Linked DNA regions of Homo sapiens: region 1 is linked to region 2. Evidence: read pairs that join two places in POLR2A ChIA-PET (ENCODE). Cell type or tissue: GM12878. All regions are shown on one strand.

Region 1 (2,500 bases), 150 kb before region 2:
GATGTTTATAAGGGTAGTTTATGTAAACCCGTAACAGTAAAAATATTTTAATGGTAGGAATAAAAGTGCCTTTTAAGTGCAACAATCAGCTTTTACGGTCAAAAAGTAACAGGAGGTTGTATGAAATCTCAGGTCCCCGCCTGCATCAACAGGTATGAAAGGCTTTTTTCAGCAGACTCGGGTTCCGATGGGCTCTTTGTCGGAGGGGCGGCCAGGGCGCTGCTGTTTTTGACTAGCTTGTCTCGGGCCAGAGTATAGAACAGAGCGGCCAGGCGGGGAGCTGGGCCTCCAGATCAGGTCCTGCCCCCATCTGCCCCACAGTCTTCGCGGCAGGGGGGAGCGCGGCCCGCTTCTTTCCAGGCCCTTCTCTCCCCGCGACGGTCTTTCGAGGGAACTCTCGAGGCCCAGACGGCCCCTTAATCTAGTCTTGGGGTCAGGAGGTCAGGCCTTGGAAGCACAGCTAATGCTAAGGCCCTTTATGTATCTTCGCTGCGATCATTTAAACCGTGGACCGGTAGCTCTGGCAAAAAAGGGGCTCCAGGGGTCTAAGAGCCGCAGCGCGCGAGGCGTGGCGGGGGGCGCTGACCTCGCCGACTCGCCGCAGGCCAGCGGGGCGCGGCCACTGCAGGGCGGGTTGGGGGCGGCTGGAGGCCTCGGGGTGGCGGCCACGCTCGGGCAGGGCAGGAGATCTGCGCTCAGTCCTGGAGCCCTTCTTGGCCTTTGTGGCCCTGTCACTCTTTTCACCCCTGGCTGGCCCTAGCCCTTTCTGAATTCGCCTGGACTCCCAGTCGCGCTCGCTGGCCGACGCGGTCGATTCACCAGACAGCGAGTGGGCGTGAGAACGCAGGCTCTTCGGCCGCTTCCCCAGTACGTGGATCCCGGAGCGCGGGTCCTCGCCCCACCGCCCCGGGGAGTGGGCGCGCGGCGCAGGCCGAGCCCTCGGGCGAGCCCGCGCGGGGCTGCACTCCACCGGGCCGGCGCTGGGGGCCGCGCGGGGGCTCCTGGCCCGCTAGGGACTCGGTGGCGGTGGCTGGGTTCCACTCGCCAGCGGCGGGAAGGACGCGCGGGAAAGCGAGGGAGCAGGAAGCGGGTGGCGGCGGCGGCGCGGGGCCCGCTGGAAAGGAGGGAGCGCCGCAGGCGGGAGGAGGGAGCGCGGAGGAGGGAGGCCGGGAGGAAGGAGGGAGCGCGGCAGGCAGGCGGAGGGAGGGCTGATTAGCATGCAGCAGCGCTCGCGCGCCCGGCTCCATTGTTTTAACACCTCCCCTCTCCTCCGCGCCAATCTGTCACCGTTCAGCAGGCGAACGCTGCTGCCTCAAATGCTGCTCTTCTCAAATGAGACGGATAATTAGTTGCCCCGCACGAATGCCGCACTCTTCTCACCCCTGATTGCTATCACCTTCTTGCTCCTGGCAGTTTTGACACCTCGTAATCAGCCTGCTGCTTTTCTCTTTTCTTCCCGACTTCTGCTTCCCTCCCCCCGCTTTCCTTCCTAGTTTATTTATTTATTTATTATTATTATTTTAAATGCAATCCCGGTGCTTATTTGGGCGAGTCCTCCGCCGAGTTAACCTTTCGCGTATACATGTGTGCATTTATCTGTATATGGGAAATTGGGTGTCTGTGCGTGAGCGGGGGGCGGGCTGGCAGTTTTGCGGGAAACACTGCTTCCACGCCGAGAGAACTCGCTTCTCCTAAAGATATTTTTGGGAAGGGAGGAGTTGCAGAGAGGGACGGGAGGGGAGAGTTGGGGAGACCTCAATTAATGCTTTAAAGATCTCTTAGAAATTAACAAACTGGGGAGTCTTGGAATCTGCTGTCAGAAGCGTGTTTTCCCCTCTCTCCTCTAACAAGCACTGACAGTCTAATTACTGTAGCTACAAGCAGCTGTCGAGGCAGCAGCCCGGGAGAGGAGGCGCCACAGGCTGGGCGCGCCCGGCCGGCCCCTGCGCCCAGCCGAACCGCCGAAGCACGGCCCGACTCGGGGAAGGACTCAGGGAGGATGGAGAGGGGCAAGGCCCCGCGCCCGAGAACCCCGGCGGGCCTGCGAGCCAGCGGACACGCTTATTGTTTCCTTAAGTCTTTACCTTGAAGGTTAAAAGATGTGACGAAAGGAGGGGACGTGGGGGGAGTGGGAAGAAAATCTTCTAAGCTTCTATCCACCCCTTTTCTACCTCCTCGAGCTCTCCCTCCCCCCGTGTTGGTAAAATAACCACGCAACCCGGGGCTGAGGGGGCGGGGTGAGCCAGGCTGGAGTGTAAGAAAGCAGATGTCCCCGCTGGCAGCAGCCTCAGCCTCCGGGGAAAGCTGCACCGGGGGGGCCCTCCCGAGGACATTCACCTCCCACTTCTCAGGCATCCCGCTCACAACTGCCTCGCCTCGGCGGGGGTGGTTTTTTCAGACTCGGCGTTTCGCGTGTGCAGCTTTTTTACCTGGGAGCTGTTCTTACCCGGCCACGCTTAGCAGATGCCAAAAGCCAGACCCTGCACGACTCAGTCATGAG
Region 2 (2,500 bases):
ACAGGGGATGGATTCACCACATTTATTTCCATTGCACAGAAAGTATCTTGCTTGTTTACTTAGTAGGTCTGCAGCAATTGCACATGTTCTTACCTCATTTCTTCCTTGGTAATTAGCATATTTTTTCTTAGAGGAGCATATGGCATCCTCACTTGTAAACAAACCCTGCAAACCTCTTTCCATGTTGTTGAGATCTGAACTGAGCTGTAATTTTATCAAGTCATAATCATGGAAGCTCATGGATTCCCTAAGATAATAAAATTCAGCACACAGGCATAATAGGTAAATTGTCAGGAACTGGACCAATGTGGTCTTATATTGCTAGATGATTCAGGATATATACAGTATACAGAACTAAGGGATGAAGTGAGAAGACCCAATTGCAGCAACTTTAGCCTGTAAACAAAGCTAGAGAATGAAAGACCAGACAGAAATAGAAAGCTGCTGAGTTTGAGTTACCAATCTGGGTTCAGTGACTCTCTGAGAAAACTGAAGTTGTTCTTTAAACAAAATAGATTTTTTTACTAAGATTCCTATTGTCTGAGATAGGAATAAAACATGATTTTCAACTACCTGTTTTGTCATAATGTAGTAGAAAAGGGGTGATTATATATGGTCACATTTTGGAGTCTGTTGTCTGAAATTGCACATGGAAATTTTGCTTGACAATCATTGTATTCAATATGCTTATCACAATTGCAGCACACAAATAACATTTATCTTCTTCCTAAATATGTAGGTGTAGCTGTAGTCATTCTAACTTTAAAAACAACCCGCAACATTTAAGAAATTCTGGCTTTGAATTTGGGAGGCCAGTTGTGCCGAAATCATACTGAATGTTTATAAATTGGTCATGAAAAAAATCCTAACAAGACAATTCAAGTGTGTTATTTTTCAATTGTGACACCTATCTACACCCAAGGAGAAAGGTGTAGGTGACTAAGTGGGGAGGTTAGAGTGGGTGCTTGCCTTTTTGCCCAGGAAATCATTTTAGCATTTTGAAACTGTTTTTATGGCACCTTGTGTAAGATATATAAAACAGAAAGTGTTAATTATACATATTAAAGAATAGGGGAAGGAGAGGAGCTAAAAACTGAGGGAGTTCTAGAGATTCTTCCCATTCCCCCCACCTCATAGCCATGCCTTGATGCTGCCAGGCCCTAGACTTTCCTAAATGCCTTGTAAAACCAAAACTACTCAGAAGATTCACATCAACGTACATGCATCAACCTTAGCTGACTTTAGTGTTTCAGAGGGAAGTGAGAGTTTTGGGGCCTCTGGGAATTCTGAGCTAAGTGGTTTGACAGTAGACTGAGAAAAAACAAGAGATGTTATGAGGTGCATCAGAACCCTTGGGGTAGCCTCAGGACTGTCAAGCAGGGAGTTGCGGATTCAGGTTGGGATATGACAAACACCATGCCTGATAGCCTAGGAAGAAAGTGAGAGCCAAAAGAGTTAGGTGTCTCTGGGGGGAGTCATTTCGTCAATGGTTTCTATAAGTTCTGGCTCTATATTGGTCAGATAAACACAATGAGCCCCAGTGTTGGTCAAATAAGCACAATAAGCCCAAAGGTATATTACCTGAGTTAAATCTTACATCGGTGAATCTCAGTCTTGGCTATATATTGGAATCTCCTGGGGAGCGTTAAAAAATACTGATGCCTGGTTCCTATGCTTAGAAATACTGATTTAATTGGTTAGGAATGCTGCGTAGGCTTTGGGAGTTTTAAAAGCTCTCCAGGTGATTCTAATGGACAGCCAAGGCTGTGAACCACTGCGTATGACCTAAATTGAGTCTGTTTGGGTAAATATGTTGCAATTCACCTTCTCTAAAATAGTAAAAATACTTGGTTTTAACCTTGCACTAATATTTCAAATATTTCAACAACCTTTCAAGGTTTAAGAGTTGAGTAGTATACATTTGAGATGTAGTAATATCCCAGGGTGAGGTTCCCCTGGGACCTACCCTGGCTAGCCTCAGCATGATGGCGCTTGCCTGCCCTTCACCTCAAATCCTTGCTGCAGTGCTGTGTTCTGTCATGAGAGTCACAAGATACTTGGTGATTGCAAATCTGCTGGCTTATAATAAGTAAATAGTGGGCAAAGCAAAGGTCCTTAGGAATCGAAGATACCTATGGCACCCTATTATCTGTAAGATAATTTTGGACTTCATTGAATCATTTGTGTGTGTGTTATTAATACTTTGCTTTGCTTTTTCCAGATGAAAAAGATGTCTTATACAAAATTTGTCAATCAAACATAGCTGAGGTATTTTGCTCAACAGATATATTGCCTCTTATGATTTAAATGGGGGATTAACGAAAGGTTTTGAAAATTTGGCATTAAGAAAAATGGCTAAAACTCACTTTTGATTGCCCCTGAGTGATGGTGAAGGAAAGGGGGAATAAATGAAGTCAAGTGACTTATGGTTGTACCATCTAATTTTCTTGCATCTTGACAGACCTTGTCTTGTGACAATTTCCAAGGGGTTCTTGCCTTT

What was found. Peaks named below come from ENCODE experiments on the same cell type or tissue, not always from the same donor. Only the 100,000 strongest peaks of a DNase experiment are listed, where the experiment ranks them.
Region 1: POLR2A ChIA-PET joins it to region 2 with 6 read pairs; 4 of 35 experiments call an interaction of 5 or more read pairs at or near these places.

What each region holds. Positions count from the first base shown.
Region 1 is chr2:161,237,510-161,240,009 of GRCh38, reverse strand. The region is part of intron 3 of PSMD14-DT (PSMD14 divergent transcript); the gene reads left to right. Among named protein-coding and RNA genes, the nearest start is that of LINC01806, 6.0 kb to the left of the region's middle. RefSeq lists silencers at 709-778, 869-1,238 and an enhancer at 1,070-1,626. In GM12878, no CTCF peak of the experiment used is centred here; no DNase peak of the experiment used is centred here; H3K4me3 peaks cover 1,771 bases; H3K27ac peaks cover 420 bases.
Region 2 is chr2:161,087,600-161,090,099 of GRCh38, reverse strand. No RefSeq gene overlaps it. Among named protein-coding and RNA genes, the nearest start is that of TANK-AS1, 71 kb to the left of the region's middle. In GM12878, no CTCF peak of the experiment used is centred here; a DNase peak (open chromatin) is centred at 1,269; H3K27ac peaks cover 1,678 bases.